Linked DNA regions of Mus musculus: all the other regions are linked to region 3. The links are chromatin loops, found by intact Hi-C in ENCODE. Cell type or tissue: left cerebral cortex. All regions are shown on one strand.

Region 1 (5,000 bases), 250 kb after region 3:
GTCATATATCCCAATAGTTAAGATGGGAAAAATAAGGTGGGCATAGTGACTATATCCCTAATCTCATCTCTAGGAAGGCTAAGGCAGAAGAGTTATCACAGATTCAAGGTCAATTTGGATGAGAAAGTGAATTCTAAGACGGTCGGATTCAGGATACTTGTATACAGAGGGAGATTCTGCTGCAAGGAAAACATACAAAATAATCACACAGAAGAAGAAAGGAAAGTAAACAAAAAAACTCATAGTGGCTTACCAGAGGCATACTCATAGCCTACAGTCATGGGATTGGAATCCAAGCCCCAGTTCTCCATCCCTTGTTTTCTAGTTCCTTCCCCTTTATGTTTGCATATCTGCTGATCAGGAGATTGAGAAATGCATAGAGATGAATAAAAGCAAGATCAAATGATACAAGTTTAAAAAAAATTCTCATGTTTGAAAGTATTTATTATTATCACCAAGGCAATAAAAACTTTTCTTCTCACTGAAATAAATGACTAGAAAATATCCTGAAGAGGAGGTTTTAAATGTCAATCAAGCAACCAAGCATCCTAAATGGCTTTTTTGAAGATGGTATATTGAAACTTCATTTTTAGAGATGGAAAACTATCTACTATCTGCAACTTCCACTGTTTCTGGAACTGTGCATGGGTAGAAAGGAATGCTTATTGCCTTCATTTAAGAAATTTACATTGGTCTAGGAGTGGAATTTCATAGGGTAGTGTTGTCCCAGAATGCTCAAAAAGGAAATAAAATAGCTTACAACTATGGTGGAAATTAAAAACAAAACAAAACAAAACAAATCCTTCAAATAGATTCAAACTAAGAAGCCACAGTGACAAAGAACGCAATATAAAATGGATAGCATTCTTATATGTGCCGTGATATATGCTTATTTTCTTGTGAGGTAGCCACATAAAGCTCATTTTGTGTAACTATAACTATTTGAGTAAACTCTTTTTACTAAAAGTCATAATGGTCTGAGCATTGTTGTGTTTGCAATGATCTTTATTTTACACTTCCAACATGTTAACAGCTATGAGGCTAGGGTAGCTTATTTCTCCTAGAAAACAATTCACGCCGGGCGGTGGTGGCGCATGCCTTTAATCCCAGCACTTGGGAGGCAGAAGCAGGCGGATTTCTGAATTCAAGGCCAGCCTGGCCTACAAAGTGAGTTTCAGGACAGCCAGAGATACACAGAGAAACCCTGTCTCGAAGAACAACAACAACAACAACAAAAACAATTCACATGCAGTCAGTCATCCTCACGCCTAGCCCCCAAACCTCACTTTCCAACTCTTCTTCTTGAGATGAGCAGTTGGGATTACGCAGTAGTAGTAATAGAATAGAATAATCACTAGGGTGGCAGGAATGAAGGATAATGCTGGAGACGCTAGAAGAAAGAAAGAGATGTCGACGACTATGTAGACATGTAACCACAGAGTGTGAGGTCTGGAGAAGACATAGTTTTAATAAGAAAAATAAGCAAAATAATATGAAATGACTCCAATTTGTCAGGACCAGGGACATTTATGCCATGATTTGTTGAAACATTTGTTTTAGGAGCAAGCTTAGCTTCAGAGAGGTCAAGGCATTCTTCAATTAGTTATAGATTTTCTACATTTTGAAACAAAATAACTTGAAAACAAAACCCAAGTTTTCAAGAGCCAAAATCTGTTTTATTATGTTTGGAAATATCCACGTGGCTTTATAAAATCAGTGTTTAACTTATGGCTACTTTGTTTAAATAACGTCCGTGCTGTAGTATTCTCCAAGAACACTCCATGAATGTATGTAGCATCCTAACTTACTCAAAAGTATGTAAGTCTTCTGGTTTCTGTGCTAAAAACATTATCCAGGAAAGTAGTACTGATTTCTAATGAGCCAGATACTCTCACAGATGCACACCATGCTACCCTTTAACAGACAGAGTTGTAAGTGACTTCAGGTCAAACATGGTTATGACCTGCACAGACCAGAGCTCTCTAACTGTCCGTGTGTTCCAGTGTAGACACAGAAGAATTCAGTGAACCATGAATGAACTCAACCTTCATGTCGACTTAACATCTGCTCTGGGATCACGTCACAGCTGTGATAAATGTAAGAGCTACAGCACTGTGAGCCACCGCTTCCACTTTCAATAAACTTGCTTCCAAGCTTGAATACAGACAATAAAGTAAATTAGCAGACTAGCAAGGTAGGTGTGGGTGAGCAGGTGATTTTGGTGAGAGTGTCAGGTCTGGAGAACTCAACAGAGCATTTAAAATAAAGATGCATCTACTTAAACAAGTCTCTGTGAGGAATAGAACAGATTTATCTAGAAAAGAGGACAGACACATTGTATTTGGGGAGTTTAGATTGTATATGTACATATATAGTACTTTGGACCTATTTATTCCATCCCTAAGTAAGAGTCTGACAGCTTGTATTTTTAGCATGCTATGTTTGCCACCTACACACAGCATGAGGCAATGGACAAAAATACACTTCACACCCTAAACCCCAAAAATAGAGGCATCTTCATTGTCATCTGTTATCCAGAGCAAGTGGCCTCATGTTACCATAGAAATCCCCATCCTTGTCTGTGGGAAGTGTTTTATAAAGCTGTCAGACAGTCTCAATTAAAAATAACAAATGGAAGACCAATTATGGTCCCTCTGGATTTACTAATAAAGTCCATTAATGAACTTTCCACCAGGTGTTCAGAGTTTAAACAAGAGCACATGGAGAAAGGCTAACCAGAGCGAGAGGATCCCATTTACACTTTGTATTACCACTCTGGCCCCTGGCCTTCTGCGCAAGACAGGAGCTCCCATTTTGGTCATGGGTACAGAAGAAATAAACAAGCAGAGTAACATGCTACAAGGAAGACTTGATGCTGGCAAGTGCTACTACGTTCAAGATGGAATTTAGTTTTATGCTTTGTTTTCAACTGGCTTATCTGATCAATAGTGCTATGGTTTAGTGGCCATGAGTTTCTCCATCAATGTTGGAGAAATTTTCATGAGAGCAAGGGCTAACATTTTCATTCTCACAGATCAGCAAATACGTATTTTAGTTATTTTATACCTCACTGTGAAGAAAGTTGAGGGTAGAGAGGTTTACTTTGGCACAGAGTTTGTGTGGGCAGAAGTCCTGTGTGGCAGGGAAAGTGCCAACTCATCCATGGTGACAGCAACAAGAGGCTACTGACTCACCTCTTCCCAAACCAAGAAGCAGAGAGGAAAAGGAGTGAGGCCAGGCTATAAAAATAAAGGCCCAGCCACCAACAACCCATTTTCTGAAGCTAGATTCCATCTTCCAAGTGATCTAAAATCTCTAGGAATAGTTCCACCTGGGCACAAATGTCCTGGGGACATTTCACACTGGAATTGCATAGCCTACCTACTGTGATTTGACAGTGTAAGTAACTGTCTACTACCCTCAATTTCTGCGGTGACAATTGTGACAGTCTTTGGGCTTGCCCTTCTTATATGTGTGAAGCAGGTGGTATATGGGCAACGTGATGGTCCATGAAAACATTTTGACCTCCATGATAAGATAGGAAAGACAGAAGCAAATTGAATTGGATGTGTTTTTGCTTGCTATTGAAATGTACTTAGATGTATCATAAGAATGGCTTTGAAACTGAGTTACATAAATGATAAATACTGCTATGAGTATAAAACCCTAGACAGTTGATTTCAAGTGGTCACCACAGAATACAGGTATACCAGTCAACATAACGTTAAGTGAACAATTGCTTTGCTGGTCAGTGTGATTTAAAGAATTTGCTCAGTGGGATGTAGTTACCAGCTATCTATCAACTCAGTCCTAGAGTTTTCTCCTGTTCATTTACCTTCTACTCCCCCATCAAAAACACATGCTTACACACATCTGTCCCTCTCTTCCCATTTCTTTCTGTCACTCTGTCTCTCTCTGTCTCTCTGTCTCTGTCTCTGTCTCTCTGTCTCTCTCTCTCTCTCTCTCTCTCTCTCTCTGTGTGTGTGTGTGTGTGTGTGTGTGTGTGTTTGTGTGTGCATCTATTTGTCTGCTGCATAGTCAGCTACCACCAGACACATGAACCTTGAAAGGGAGCTTTTCTTTCTTTCTTTCTTTCTTTCTTTCTTTCTTTCTTTCTTTCTTTCTTTCTTATTTATTTATTTATTTTTATTAGCTATTTTATTTATACACATTTCAAATGCTATCCCGAAAGTTCCCTATATCCTCCCTCCGCCCTGCTCCCCTACCCACCCACTCCCGCTTCTTGGCCCTGGCATTCCCCTGTACTGGGGCATATAAAGTTTGCAATACCAAAGGGCCTCTCTTCCCAGTGATGGCCGATGAGGCCATCTTCTGCTACATATGCAGCTAGAGACACGAGCTCTGGGGGTACTGGTTAGTTCATAATGTTGTTCCACCTATAGGGCTGCAGACCCCTTCCGCTTGAAAGGGAGCTTTTCTAAATTGTCTTATGAGTCACTGAAGCATCTTTCTTCGCTCCATGTTAACTTTTCACTTGGTTTCATAGCCTCTTCTCTCCATAAAAGTTTTTGATGAAGATTGGTACAGAAGTGACTCCTAAAAATAATTTTCAATTTATAATTCATGATGATTCTACCCCATGGCTTTAGATTTAACATACAAGGCTTGACATTCAAAAGAAGGAGGCACGACAATCAATGTGTCCTCTCAGAACTTGGTAGAACACATCTGATTGCTACTCTCTTGAAGTGTTCTTTAGCTGCATTTCTGTTTTGTATTCCTCTGGGCAAAAAGGCCCAAAGAAGTAATGCAAACTACATTTTGCAGTGATAGAAACTGGGAACCTCAGGCTTCGTCTCTTTAGGTGGCAACTTGCTGGTTTTTCTTATGAATAGTTAGCTTCTTTCTAAAATATTGTCTTATATCTGACATTGGCTCTCACAGAGAAAAATAGTCCAGGATACAACTTCACTTGTTATGAAGTGACCCAAAAACAAACAAACAAACAAAACCTCAAATAAACAACAAACAAAACCGAA
Region 2 (5,000 bases), 470 kb after region 3:
CTGGAGGTAACACCGAGGGAAACACCAGACATCCCCACTAGTATGCTTCCCCTCTTTCCATCACTGGCCTGGACAAATCCAAGGCACAGAGAAACACCCGTCCTAACTCCAAGAAAAGAGGATAGCAGGTTGTTGGTCAGTAATTTGTGGGTTATGATTGAATAATCCTCTGGAATGGTGGTTGCCTATTTCTTTCTATTTGACATAACTCACTTTCTAGATTAAGAGCAGTTCCTTCCCCCAGCATGGGAAGTATGCAGGTATGATTAACAGACCTTCAACTGTTCGTATGTGAGCAGTAAGAATCCTTGCTTTACAAACAGCTGTGAGTTAGCAAAATACCCACACAACACACAGGTCAGTGGGCACCCCACTCACATCCCCCGTTTGTTGCTACTCGTTTTATTCCTTAGTAGCTCAGCACAAATATAATTGCTACTTAACAGACTGACTGGATCCTGACTACCTAAAAATTCCCAAAATGTCTCTGCCAGAAACCAGAATAAATAAAAATTGAGAGAGGCAGAGAGCTGATGGAGACAAGGCTGGAAAGCCAGTCACTGGTCAACAAACACTGGCTGTGAAAAGCCTGCAGTGAGGAGAGCTGGAGCCAGCTCAGCAGCTTAGCAATCTCTGATCTCTCAGCCAGCTGTCTCTCACGTGGAGTTTTGTGTGGCTCAGATATGAAGACGTTATAACATGGACAGTCCTGGGAACTTTCTCCCCCCGGTTGCACAGGGCATAGAAACACATTCCAACACCATTCATTGTCCAAATTCCAGAGACAACAATGGGGACTCCTGATCTAACTGGTTTTAATTATTTGCTTTATTTCTCGAAAGCAACTTGACTCCCTATCCAATGCTAAGGAAAAAAAAAAAAAAAAAAAAAAAAAGACAATTGAACTCATCACACACACCAACCCTACTACATTAAAGTCATATCGAGGAGAAGTTATTATACATTTAAGAAACTCTTTGTCTTTTGGTGCCCTGTTTACCTTGCATGCCTTTTAAATTTACTCTTTAATTCTCCATGTGCAATTGTTCAATTTTTAATAATAATGAAAAAAAAAAAGGGAAGAGGCTCGGTGTGGAGAAGAAGCCGTCGATGATCGGCACATTTTAAGATCGCTTATCATTTTTATTTCTCTATGTCTTCTCCTTCTTTCTCCCTTTCTCCCATCTCCTCCCTTTCTTTCTGATGAGATTCAATCTCCACATCAGACTGAACTTCCTCCCCCACTTCCCATCCCCGCCCCCACTCAAGCATCGGGTAACCCAGAGTTGGGCTCTTGCAGCAGCGAGAGAGCCTATGCTCTCTGGGATGCCGGCCTCTGGGTCCTCAATTCCTGGATGGCAGTTCTCCCTTTCCATGGCCCGAATCAAGGCAGCTTCGCCTGCAGTGTGTCTGGCCTGTTTTGTCTTTCTACATTTTTTTTTTTTTTTAAACTCGGCCCGGGCGCAATCAAATCCTGGCAACAAAGCCCAGAGCTCAAAGCCACAGAGGTGGACTGGCGGCCAGCTTCTCGCCCCTCCCCCCATTGCCCAAACTCGCTTTTGAAAATGCAAGCGTGGGGCCAGAAAATGAATGTGTCGATGGAAGGAGGATAAAAGGCTGGTACGCGAGTGTACACGAGTGCTATGGGCTTTGCAGTTTTCTTTTATATACCTTTTAAACATCAAGGCCTAAAAGCTAGGAAAGCACTCCGGAGAGCCGTTCCGGAGCCGACCCCGGTGGGCTCACAGCTCCCGCCCCGCGCCCTCCCCCATCTGGCTGAGCGGGTGCTTGGCGCGGTTTGTCTGACACTTGTAAATGGAAGTGGGATCCAACTTGGAAGTAAACGCGCCAAAGTCTGGGGGCGGGGAAGAGGCGAAGGCAGAGAAAGGATTCTCCCACCCTCAGCCTAGCCCAGTGTCCCTCACTCCAGCCTCTGTGCCTAGGATTCTGGAATACCCCCACCAAGATCCAGGACCCGAGAGCAAGCGGCGGCGAAGTGGGTCTCCTTCAGGGAGACTAGAGCCATTGGCTGCCCTCGGTTCCACATTCCATAGCTTCTTGCTTCTGGGAGACTCCCAGCCACCTCCGCATCTTCACTGCCTGTGTAGTCTACCTTCACGTTCATTTATGGGTACTCTCATTGCCGAGCTTGCTCGTTATTGTACCTCAAGGTGGGTGCTATCACCAGCATGCACATCTAGGAGCGCCCCCTTTCCTCTGGTAGCAAGAGCCAAGAGCTGTGCCTTTAGAGCGTCCGGCAACACCCGGCCCTCTGCATCTCACCCTCTCTCCGAGCGCACCACAGCTCCCAAGAGCCGGGCAGAGGACAGCAACAAAAGTTGCTTTCCGCAAAGTCTAATCTTGGACAATGTTTAAACACTTCCGAAAACACACGAGACAAGAGTCTGCTGGGGGAGAAACAGTGACCGCATTATACTGCCAAAAAGACCCGGGCTCGCCACCTTTCTCCAGCCCGGCCCGATGCATTTTAGCTCAGCGACCCCAGCTGGTCAAGTCCTCTCGCTCACCAAGCGCCACGCGAAATCTGTCCAGTCCACCTCTGTCACCCCCAGCCAGCTCCCTAAGATCCCCAACTGCACTCCGGTGAGCCAATGGTTTCTTTTCCACACCTTCCGGAAAGAACTCGGGGCGGCGAACAGTGCGCCCTCAACGTGCCCACGAGGAGCCGCAAGGGCTGTTCGGCATCCCTGGGATGATCAGACTACCGCTATTCTCTTTTCAAATAGCACGGTCAGTTCTGACGCCCGCCAAAAATCATGCGTTCTCCCAAAGCAGTCGGGTCCATCTCCCGTCAAAACAACAGAAATCCTTTCCTGGCTTCTCGGCTAAACTGTCGCACCAGTTCAAAGTCGGCTGTCATTTAGAACCTTTCACAACCCAAGACTCAGACATAGTATGCAGGGGCAGGCGAACATTCTAGGCTACCCTTCCTGCACCGTGGAAGTGGAGGCTGGGCTCTTTGCTCCGCTCATAGCCTCCTCTAGCATGCACCCAACTTGCGCCTCTGGGTCCTGCAAGTGCATCCATCGGCATCTGCCCCTCTTCCTACTGAGTGCTGCAAGCGCCAGCTACCCAGCGGAATCGCCGCCTGATATCATCCACCTGCAGCCAACGGCCAAAGCTCAGTGAGGACCCAGAGCTGCATGTACAGACCCGAAAGATCGCCCTCCTCTTATTGCTAGCCCTAAACTTAACCAACTCCGGTGCCATTTCCTGGCTCCTGCCGCAGGGCTGTCTCCCTGGGTTCCAGCTGGTAGCGGTAATGACCACAGCTCCAGGCAGCGCCCAGGCAGGAACTTTACAAGGTGAAAAGTTTCCCCCCACTCTCTCTGAGAGCTTTAGCTTTCCGGAGCACCCATCACAGCCTCTCTGTAACCAGGTTGCTGAGGCTGTTCTGAGAAAGGTGCACCCCAGCCAGTGCACCATGCACCCAAATAAGCATGCTAAAAATCCTCACGCACCCTTGCCTTGGTCAGCGATGCGCCCCTGCACCCGACGAGTCCTCCGTGGTCTTCCTTTCAAGTCTAGGGGCGAGCTGGCCACCCCGCCGCCTCCGCCGCAGTGCTCGCCGCGTGCTCCCGGCTGAGGCTAGGGCGGCGAGCGGAGGCGCTAGGCGCTCAGGACGCCGCCACTGCTGCGGGTTGGCGGCGGAGGAGGGGAGTCGGAGGAGGATGGCGGCGGGAGGGGTGGGGAACCCGGGAGCGAGGTCCCAACGCGCAGCCCAGATCACAGCGCAGCCTGCCGGGGGGAGCGGTTCTCGCGTCTGCTCTAGTCAGCTTGCACCGCTACTGCTGGCGGTGGAGAGGTACCGGGTTCTTCTTCGCGGCGGCCGCCGCCGCACTGCCAAACCCCTAGCTTCGCTGTATTCTCCTCCCTCCCGCAGAGCCGCGTCCTCCGGGGGATGGGGGTGGGGGATGACCAGAGATCTCCGAGCGCCACACGAAGAGAAGGGGAGGGAAAGGGGGGCAGGGAGACCCGGCGGTCAGCAGGAGGACGCTAAGGGCGCCTCGCCTGGAAGCTGGACTAATTTTAGAGCCTAGGCATCCTCCACTTCTAGCGTGGCTGGAAGAACGCACCAAAGTCAGACTGACGTTTTCAGAGAGCGCGCACACACCACACTCAATCGTCTCTGCTCTGCTCTGCTCTGCTCTGCTCTGCTCTGCTCTGCTCTGCTCTGCTCTGCTCTGCTCTGCTCTTCAGCCTGCTGCCTAGAATACACTAGACTTCTCTGGACCAGATGAGGAAACCGAGGCACAATGAGACCAACATGGTTTTACCCAAGCTCCTCAGGCTACTTTGAAGCACAGTGGGCACGGCTATCAAACGCTGTACCTCCTGCTGCCCACCCGGGACTCGCATTTCTTTCCCACGCATTTTCAGATCACTGGGATCACCTTTGTGTGGGAGAGAATCAGACTAAAAAGTAACATGACTCATCACCCCCACCCAGTCTGAAACACGGTGGGATGTGAAGACATTCAGAACAGGAATGAGTGAACAGTCTCAGGGGAGCCAGGTGATTAGCAATACCAACCGGTGTGCCCTCTAGGTCCTTTTACTTCTGGATCATCCTCACAAGTCTGAGGATTCATGGCACCCCACCCCACCCCACCCCACCCACACTGCTTCAGTAGAGCTACACTTCAGCCTATGTTCCTTGCCTGTGAGCTCTGAAACATTCCTAACTAACGGCCAGCCCCGGTAAACCTGGGCCAGCGCCAGCCTCCACCCAACCCCCACTGCTGCACAGCAAATCACGTCTGTCTAAAGCAGGCTTTCACCCCAGGGGGTTCCTAGGGTGCCCACTCCCAGGCAGCTTCTCTGGAACTCTGGGACCGAGCAGTAACTCCAAGAGAGATGCTTCCGCAGACATGCTGTAGAGATAAATTTGCTCCTTTTCTTGATTCCTGAATTTCCCTTCCAGGAGCAGAGTCTGTCTCTCCTTAAAGTCTCTGTGCTCAGTCACACCCTTTGAAGAG
Region 3 (5,000 bases):
GAGAGGCTAGCACAGAGGACCACTAGAGATTCATAGCCTTTCTCCTTCCTAACACTGGGCGAGGCCAATCAGGGTAGTGCATATACTTCCTATCTGCAAGGTGAAGCATGTTTCTATGATGATTCAGGTAAAACTAAAGTCAGGTAAAAACTGGAAGGCAGCATGCTTCAGGTTTCAATGCAGAGTTGTTAATGATGGCAGCCTTTACAAATCAAATATTTACCATTAGAATATGATTCAGGGGCTGAGCTGAGAACCAGATTGCCTGCACATTGGAGGTATGTAAATCAAGGAACAGCTGAGGGGAAGTCAGAGCCTCCCGAGAAGTGGAAAGACACTTTACAAAGCCGCAAAGGATCGTGGGTTGTTTTTGTTCCCTTCATTCTCTTTCCCCTTTAACAAGGAAAGGAAGCATGCTGCGTGTTGGGCTGTTTAATTCCACAACAGCTGAACTTTATTATGTTGCCTGTTAATTACAGCTTTCTTAGCTTGGCTATAAGTAGAGCTTGTTTCTGAGAGCAGAAGGGTCTAGCTACAGAGGAAACACAGTTCATTTGGAGTTGAGAAAATGCAAGTTGTTTAGGCTTGGGGACAAATTGCTGCTCACATGGAGTTCCTGTGACTTCATGTTCTGGTAGGAGGTAAGAAAATTGAGTCAAAATCAGAGTCCTGTAAGTTTGGAAATGCGCAAGTGAGAGCAGGTTCTCAATGGGGATGAAAGGCAGTCAGAAGCACTGTCTTTGTTTACTGAGTGAGGTTTCACCAGGTTGAGCAGTTTAAAGGGACATGCCAGGTGAGGATGTTATGCCCCGGGCCTCTCAGTGTGTTCTCCATGGTTATCCAAATGCACTAGGTCTATGGTGTAAACTCAGGTTGACTTATTCTTCACAAGAAGATTTGGGCAAAAGAGGATTTGGCGAATGCAGGATCCGAGGCTGCTTTTCAGATCCATGCTGACCTTCCCTGCCTCATGTTATTCTCTGTCTCCCTGCAGAGCTCACAGATAGGTATTATGTGCTAAGGGACATTGCCCGCTCTTGATTCCCTCTGTGCTAGTTTGATCAAGAATGATGCTTAGGCAAGGAGGAAAGGAAGATTCACAAAAGGTGGATTTTGTCAGTGAGGACGAAACACCTGATGATGATAAAGCAAACAAAAGGTTTTAAAAGAAGGAAGAGGTTGTCAGCACAGCTGGTAAATTATGACTCTGGCAGGCAAGCCATATTTTTATGAGATTTGATAAAGGCGATCATCTCTGCTGCAAACCACCAGCACCTGGGAAAGGACTCAGAGTTCTACAGTAAAGTAAAAAGTTGGCATTTCAAGCCATTGTTGGCTGAACCTGGGGATGGAAAGAAAATCATGATCTGTTTGGGCACCAGGCCCAGTAACTTCAATTTGTAGAAGAAATTTAGCAATCTGTTACCAGATTCATAGAGAAATGTCTGTGATGGAGGATTCCAGATCAGGGGACAGTCCTGGGAGTCTTCATTGATAAAAACTACTTTCATTCACAAAGTAGAATGGATGAGGTGGGGATGGGGAGGAAGCAGAATCTACGGAAAAGAGCAGTGCTTGGGAGCACGAAGAGAAAGAGTCATAATAGCTATGGCCGCACATTGCATATGGTTCCTGGATTAAGTGTGAATGCCAGAAAGGAGAGTCTCTATAAACAGCTCTTTCTCTTTGGACAGTGAGGCTATCTGCGCTGGGGTAAACTGGAATGCCATACTGACTCTCTGTAGGGCCAGGAGGCTACTACAATAGGGTTAACATGGCTGCCTGAGGCATCACCACCAGTCTCTGTATCTTAGTTCACTCACTCTGGGTAAAGAGCAACAGAAGCTCCAGCAAGATCGAGAATGGAGACATGGGCTTTGACCTTGAGGGTGAAGAATGGATATGGGATACGCATAAATAAAAATGTTTAGTAGTATTGATAACATAATGTGAAAAACCCATGTGTAATCTTACACGGAGTACTCCTAGCTGCATGCTAGCCTACACCTACACATACTTGTAGAGATGCTGAAGAACTGTAGACTGGCCCGAGGAGTTGGGGTCAGGTGACCCACCACACCTAGCATCAAAGAAAGGTATGCTAGTGAGATTTCCTATGCATGGGCAGCTTGGAAAAGAAACAGCAAGCTCTGTCAGGCAGCAGACATGCTTTGCAAAGTGAATTGGTGAAGGGATGACCAAAGATGTCCAGGCAGGCAAAAGACAAATAACTGGTACCACATGCAATGCTTCATTGCATCAAGAAAGAAGAGACGGTATCATATAGTGACTGAATAAGTCAGAAACTACTGAGATGGTGGCAGAAACATTTCTCATGGGTCAGAAGATGTTCCGTCTCAAATACGCTGGCAGACATGAAGGAATTGGAAGAATGGTCATATGAGAAGATGTTGAGATTAATCTCAGTTAACTAAAACTAAGATACCCTGTATTTCACAGAACGAAATGCAGAGGGCAAGCCCTTACTTGTTGGGAGTTCAGAGGACTCTCTGAGGTTTGACTGGGAGACATAGAACATTGTTTTTCTTCATTTCATGAAACCAGATATGGAGCCTCCTAAATGCTTTCTCCAGATCCAGCTGTTTAAAGGAGAGGCAGGTTGCTGGCCATCCTGTCCAGGCATCATGAGGAAGGAAACGATTCTCCCACACAGTGTTCTTCTGGCTTATTGGCTGTTCATAGAGAACTCTGGGAAGTGGGCTCTAGTTCAGCCCTAATCCGCCCCTGGCAGGGCACACTCTCCTCTCTCTTTGACAACGAACAGCCTGTTTTATTTCCCATCCTACACACTCTTCCTCTCCAGCGCCCTCCCTGCAGGTTTGTGGAAGGGCTGTTTTGCCCTTTTCCTTTTGCAGCCTGGTGTGCTTGCTTGCTTTCTTTCAAGGAATTTAAAAGTTGGCTCCCTGGGTCTGCCCTGCCTGCTTCCTTCCATCTGTTTTCTCTATTCAGGGTGAGTGGGGGCTTACTGGCTACACATCTAGGTTCTATTTCCTGGCCTTCCTTTTGTGGACAGCAGCCAGGGGACTCTCTGGTGGGGCATTTTGGTCTGTGAATGACACTACTGCTGAAAAGCAAGGGGGCAGGAATTACATTTTCATTTATTTTCAATTGGAATATTCCCAGTTAAATAAACCAACCTCCAAAAAGATAAAAATAAAACAACAACAACAAAAAAAACCCCACATACCTCAAAAGCAATGGGAGAAAAATCAAAACACCCCCCCAAACTCTAAACCCATTTGATTTCAAACAAAGAAGTCATTGGATATGAGGAATGAGGTTGCTGTTAGAGGCGTGTATGAAACCTGTGGGCTGTGTTTCAGTCTGTCACAGGCAGTTATGAAAGATGTAATTCAATTTGTTTAAAAAAAAAACCGTAAAAGGCAGATTGGATAGCTGTATTTTAGCAAATGTGTTTGCACTGAGGGTACCTTCTGTTGAACAGTTCTGCCCACAAGCTGTCTGTAGAATATAGAACATCTCTCGAGCATGCTTGCCACCTTGAAGCAGGGCAGTCGGGAGCAGAAAAAAAAACAGAATGCAGAAAAAAAGGTGAAGAAAAAGAGAGAAATGAAGGACAGCAAGTCTAGTACCATCAATACATTTAGAAATGAGATTAGCCAAGTGTGACAATAGAATTAAAATGACACACAGAAGGACAGTAAGGTCGCAGTAAATCACGTACTATGGAGAAATCCAGCCAGAGAGCACTTTCTGTTCAGCTTAGCTACGGAATCAGAACGAAAGCACAGGTTGGTTTTTCATTTTACTGGCTCTTTTGCATTCCAGCACTATTTTTAATCTTAGGCTTAATTGCTACCTTTTAATTTTTTTCTTTTGTCTTTACAATTCATTCATTCATTCATTTACTTATTTACTGGCTTGTTTGGCAAGTTCCTTCAACACGTTCCTTCAAGTCCATTTCCTGATATGCTCTAGAGACTTGAACTTACCGACGATGTCAAACCATAGAGGGGTGTTAGCTGGCTGCACTGACACCACCCCTACAATCTCGGTTACTTTGTCACTCTCCATGACGGTGAAGTTGTAAAATGGTTCATCGAATGTCAATGGTATAGGTGAAGGCGGGGGCTTCTTAATCCATTCGATGTGGAGGCGGGCAGTGGAGGATTTCTGTGGGCGGCCATTGTCCACAGCCTTGATCTACTCCCACATGGGAGGGACACAGAAAGATGGCTTAGTGCTGTGAGTCTGTGGAAGGCTTTTACTCACACAGTAACAAGCCCAAGGAGCAGTTTCTGCACCGTGTCATAAGAAGGAAAGTTGTGTCCAGTTGAGACCTCAGAGTGCACTCTGGAGTGGAGACTGCAGACAGGGCTCACACTACATTTGCCAGAAGCTGACTTTTGAGATGTGAAACCATAAAAAAATAAATGTTGTTCTTAAAATTCATAGTATATCAGGGGCAAGAGTAATAGTTTATGTGAGTAGAAATATCTAATTTAATTTCTTATAGCATGATTCTGAAACTTCATCTCTATTGAGAGTTGAAGGGGGAATGAATGTGAGATGTTATTTGTGTGTTAGGATACATGAGCACATGTGTAATGCATGTGAAGGTGAATCTATGTATGTGTGAGTATAAGTACATTATGTGCATGTATATATATACATATATGTACAAGTTTGTAAGTAAGTTTGTGTGTATGCACTGTTTTTGCATGTATATGTGCATGTGTATGAGTGTGTGCATCATATGTGAATATGTGTAAGTATATTATGTGTGTGCATATATGTTTATGTTTATATATGTGTGTTGTACATGTGTGTGATCATATATATGAGTATGTGCAATGTGTGGTAATATGCATACATATGTGTGTGGGAATATGTGTGCAATTGTGTATGCACCTGTGTGATCGTATGTATTTGTGTAAACATATGTACCAGTGTGCATGTGTATCATAGTTTCTTCTGCTTTGAACTAGATATATACTGCCTGTTATGTTCAGCACCTT
Region 4 (5,000 bases), 240 kb after region 3:
TCAACAAATTACATTGTCTAGAGATCCCCACATTACAAGCCTGAGCAGGGCATGGAGTCCCTGCCTAGGCAATCATCTCTAGAGAGCTGATCTGAGATACTGCAGACAGGCATGGGGGCAGTGTATACAAAAGCCAGGAAAATTTGCAGCTCAGAATGTGGTCCCACACTGAAGACCATCTGCAGAGAGCTAAGCCTTTAAATGCCCATCTAAGGGAAACAAACTGAGTGTGACTCTGTGCCTACTGCATCCCTTTGAGGAGTTCTGGAGAGATTCTTTTAAGAATTGCTGGTAGAAGAAAGAATTATCCTCAGGGTTGAAAAAAATGCATTTTCAGTTCAAGTGTTAATGTGAACCACTGCTAGAATAAAAGACCTTTACACAGTCTTCTAATGGCAATACTCAGAACTTCCTTCTTGAAGGCTGTAGCAACAAAGAACTCAGAATTAAGAACACATACACAGCCTAGCTCTAAGTCAGAAGAGCATATACAATCCTAATCCAAGCTTAGTGTGATTAAATATACAGGCCAGAGTCAGATCAGAAAAACAGACTCATCCATACTACAGACCAGAACGATGGTGTATATAGCCCTGACCCAGATTCAGAGGGGCTGAATGCACAGCTCTGATTCATGTTTAGATTGACTGAATATAGTGTGGCTTCAGTTTCAGAAGGACTAAACACATAGTACTGTCCTAGGCTCAGCTAGACTAAGCACTGTTCAAGCATAAGTTGCTATAGAGCTCTACTTCAATTTCTGAGTGACTAAGTACATAGCACTGCTTCAGGCTCAGAGTTACTAAAAAGACAACTCTGTCCCAGCTAAGAATGAATATATATAAACCCATGTACCATGACAGCCAAATTGTCAAATGCCTTCCATGATGATTAGAATATCTTCCCCAGCCCTCCCCTCCCTTCCCCTCCCCTCCCCGTCCCTCCCCTTCCTGTCCCTTCCCTTCCATTCTCTCCCTCTCCCTTCCATTCCCTCCCTTTAAGCACTATTTCTTGTGTTACCTCCTCTAGGAACCTTCCCAGATCCTCTGGTCCTAGCAAACTCTCTTAACTCTGAACTGTCATCACATGGACAGAAAAATTGTTTGTTGTAAAAAAATTGCATTTGTCCTGTTCATTACAGTATGCTTGGCATTGTCTACTCCAATGAGTAGAGACCCATTAGAGGCTTAGCAGCACCTGTCCAGTTGCAATGAAGCCTGTCTAGGATCTCTACCAGTGCATCCTGGGTACCAGGGGCATAGCAGGAGAACTTGAAGACTGTGGTACTACACCTGTTCTTTGATTGTCCTGGTAATCCTTACAGCTGTAAAGATAATGAATGATACTGCCCCCAAATGGAAATTCATTTTCCATTAGGTAAAGGTCCACATGCTTCATGCAACTTGTTCTCCTCATCAGATGGAACAGCTTCCTGTCAATACTCAGTGTTGAAGATGCTCATTTTCCTATTTCACTGAAATTAGTCTTGTACCTAGATATTAATGATGAAATGGTACTTTCTAGGCCCATGCTTTTCTGTTAACGAAGTAAAAGCTGAGATTGAAAGAATCTAAATAGTGATCTACTGTGGCAAACTTCAGCCTTCTGTGCCAAAAATTTATGGCTGTAAGGTCAAGGGAATCCTGAATTCTAAAATAAAAATCTTGAGCCTAAGTTTTCTAATCTAAAGAGTATAACTAATTTTAACTAACCTATAAGGTTTCTGTGTTTAATGAAATACACCCATTAAACTGCCTTGTAATATCACTTTTCCTCTTCCTTAGAAGACCAAGAACAGGTTAATGTATACAAAAATGACCTAAAAGGCGTACAAATGCTCATGATAAACTATAGTATTGTTTTAATCATCTATGACAAGAGTTGACCTGCGTTCTCTTGGTGTAATCCAAAGAAATTTTGAAGAAATTCTTGAAAGAATGCTTTGAATTAGAAATAAAATCCTATGGAAGGCCCCTGACTGTTTACAACATCCTGACACAGAAGAGGTCTTCTGATGATCTATACTGCTTAGGAGGCAGTAACCTGAATGGTAAGCCAGCAGCCTGTTAGAACTAAGATATTATCCATGTCCACTTAAGGCTGTGGCACGAGTCCAGTTTGCTGTAACAGACCACTCTCTACTCTTTGTTAAAATCTCTGAAGTAATATTTAGTGCAGAACAAAGAACCATCCAGCCCCAATTTTATGAAATTGGAATTGTATTGCTCTATGCAAAACTAGGTAGATAGTAGAGGCCACTGGAACTGAGTATGTTGATGGCTATCATCATTACTTGCAAATAAACCAGCATTAAGGATTTGAAGACATTTCAAAAGAGTTATTTCTTTTGTCATATGCAATTATAATTAATTCTCCAAAAAACGTATGTGCTCAACACAAATCAGATGAAGCCCCACGCCAAGGGGAGAGATGGGCTCCCTCTGTACTGCACACTAAAATTCTTAATTAAACCCAGGCACTCATAAGTAGTCTCAGAAGAAAGGTTAATGAAATGGGGTAGGAAGGGAAGATGTCTCCAGAGAATCTTGCAGATTTCAGAGCTGTCTCTTTGTTGCTCTTGAGTGAAAGTTAAAAAAATAAAAGCCCTGCTAAATGCATCTCTTTTTCCCTATCAAAAAAAAAGCAAGAAAGCCACTCTCCAGTCCTCTGCAGAGGGCTGTAGCATAATGTATTTTCCAGCACTCTTAGCAGCACTGAAAAAGAGTAGAGAGTTCTGAACAACCAGTTCCTGCTCTCAGAGAGAACTCCTAGGATTGCATTTGGCATAATAATGTCCTGTTACCATCTGGTAGATGTTATACTTTGGACAGACTTTAAAGTAGGTAAGAAGATTTCTATAATCAAACATACACTAGTGTGACCCAAATAAAGTTATGTGAGGCTAACTCTTTTCTATGTTCCATGGGGAAAAAAACAGACTCCAACCGGTGGAGTTCATCTGAATCCCAGGCCAAAGGGCCAACTAAGAAACCCACCATATTCTCTCACTATAGCCATGGAACAAAGAATGGAAGACAATGGGTGGTGGAGTGAAGGACTAAGTGCAGAGGATTGCACTCCAAACACAGCCAGTGACAGAGTTCCTGAAGGTCTGTCCCTCACATTAACTGAGGTTCATGCTGTTGGATCATCTACACGGTGCCAGGTTGCTCCAGGCAGGTGGGGACTCTGTTCTTTCAGTAAGGGTCCATGTGCTTCCTACATTTCTTTCTCCTAATCTGGTGAAATAGCTTCCTGTTCCCCCTCAATCTCAAAGAAAAAGATGTGAATGTTCCTACTTCTCCGACATTAGTCTTTAGTGTAGAAGAGAGGGAGGCACAGAAAGGTTAATGCATTTATTTACTGTCCATTGTTAGGGAGTGGGAGAGTTGAGACCCAATACACATTTAGCAACTGAAAATAGAGTGTTTATTATTTCATAGTCCCTTTGGATCTGGAACCCAGGCATGGCTTAGTGTCTCACAAGAATGCAATCACAATGGCAGCCAGGCTATGTTCTCACCCAGAGAGTCAAGTAGATAAGAATCTGCTTCCAAGATTAACCAGAATGTTGTCAGAATTATTCTACTTGTGGTTGTGCAAATGACAGCCGCTGCTTTGAGCTGGTCATCATTGGAAGGCTGCTGTTGGTCCCTGGAGCCTGTCCATAGCCTTCTCATCATATAAACATGCTTGGCATGTTGCCTACATTTTCAAACCCACTAAGAGTCTAGAATGGAATTAAAACTTTTGCCTCACAAGCATAAGAACTGGAGCTTGACTCTCCAGAGTCCCATATAAAATCCAGGTAAGCAAGGTGGTCCACCCATAAAATCCCAGTGTCTGCGAGATGAAAACATGGAATCTCCTGGGTTAGTTGGTCAGCTAGAATAGCTGAATTGGTGGGTTCATTTCTGGATTTAATGAGAGAACATCACAACAGATAAAAAAAAAAAAAAAAAACCATGTATCAAGAAAGATCTCAGTATCCATCTCTAGCCTCTACATGGATACACATACACAACATGTGCAAGTGTATCCAAAAATATGTGAACACACATGTACACAACACACACACACACAACTTTAGAATTATATGCTCATAACAGTCTTAATCAATATTGTATTATAATCATTTTAATCATGAGAGTCACTTTTACAATATTCTAGGGGATACAAAACAATATCAACCACTTATACAAGAGAAGGGTATTTTACCAAGATATAAACACCAGAAGGCAGGGGTTTATGGTCACCAGATATCTTGCCAGATAGAACTAATAGTCTTCTTTGTATAACATGCCTTTTACTTGAGAATTTCTAGTTCAGTCCATGGCTTTGACAGGCATTTCCAAGGTAGAATCAGAAGGACTGGGAGATGTTAGCAAGTTCACACTAGTACTGGATTTAATACATGGACTTTAGAGACATAAAGATGTGGTTTGAGTCTCTGTCTTTTCCTGCATGACCTTGGTTAACTCACTTGCCCTCACTGAGCTCAAAGCCTTCATGTTAAAATGGCACTCATGTAGGTCTACTACTTTGGGCAAGGGCTTGAGTGAGAGACCATCAGGGTAACAACACCTGGATGTCTGACTTAAAAGATGCATTCAGTGGAGGTTTGTTGCTGCTGTTAACAACTATGGGTTTGGTTGCTTCTGTGTATGGCATAAGAATAGGAATTACATAGGACTCTTGACTGAAGAATTAACATGGTAAGAACTCCTTCAGAATGCAGTGCTTCCATTCTTTCACACAATGTTGCAGTTATAAGATTAAATCCCCTTAGCAGCAGGCAGCACCCTGTTGTTTTGGGAGGGAGAATTATTTTGGAAACATGATATAATTTAAGCTCTGCCCTTCTGTCTCTCCTGCTGTCAAGTGCCTACTTTCCTCCTCTCCAGTAAAGGTTGCACTCCCCAAAACCTGAGATGTTCACTTAAAAAAAATTAAAAGGAAAAGAAAAACCTGCTGCAAAGCTCTTCAGGGAGATTAGCACA

Evidence for each region. Peaks named below come from ENCODE experiments on the same cell type or tissue, not always from the same donor. Only the 100,000 strongest peaks of a DNase experiment are listed, where the experiment ranks them.
Region 1: a loop joins it to region 3, with 2.2 times the contacts of the local background. A loop is called at or near these places in 3 of 42 quality-filtered maps.
Region 2: a loop joins it to region 3, with 2.5 times the contacts of the local background. A loop is called at or near these places in 4 of 42 quality-filtered maps.
Region 4: a loop joins it to region 3, with 3 times the contacts of the local background. A loop is called at or near these places in 3 of 42 quality-filtered maps.

The regions. Positions count from the first base shown.
Region 1 is chr9:16,280,105-16,285,104 of GRCm38, forward strand. The region is part of intron 2 of Fat3 (FAT atypical cadherin 3); the gene reads right to left. Among named protein-coding and RNA genes, the nearest start is that of Fat3, 220 kb to the right of the region's middle. In left cerebral cortex, no CTCF peak of the experiment used is centred here; DNase peaks (open chromatin) are centred at 2,489, 2,835 and 3,147; H3K27ac peaks cover 1,093 bases.
Region 2 is chr9:16,498,391-16,503,390 of GRCm38, forward strand. It overlaps Fat3 (FAT atypical cadherin 3), which reads right to left and starts at 3,664. Exons shown (of 26, transcript NM_001080814.2): 1 at 3,483-3,664. In left cerebral cortex, CTCF peaks have their summits at 2,502 (motif pointing left) and 3,780; DNase peaks (open chromatin) are centred at 640, 1,340, 1,540, 1,869 and 8 more places; H3K4me3 peaks cover 3,680 bases; H3K27ac peaks cover 3,776 bases.
Region 3 is chr9:16,025,840-16,030,839 of GRCm38, forward strand. Fat3 (FAT atypical cadherin 3) reads right to left here. Exons shown (of 26, transcript NM_001080814.2): 6 at 3,975-4,185. Among named protein-coding and RNA genes, the nearest start is that of Mtnr1b, 150 kb to the left of the region's middle. In left cerebral cortex, a CTCF peak has its summit at 2,831; DNase peaks (open chromatin) are centred at 2,881, 3,419 and 4,125; H3K27ac peaks cover 1,948 bases.
Region 4 is chr9:16,268,168-16,273,167 of GRCm38, forward strand. The region is part of intron 2 of Fat3 (FAT atypical cadherin 3); the gene reads right to left. Among named protein-coding and RNA genes, the nearest start is that of Fat3, 230 kb to the right of the region's middle. In left cerebral cortex, no CTCF peak of the experiment used is centred here; DNase peaks (open chromatin) are centred at 2,738 and 4,817.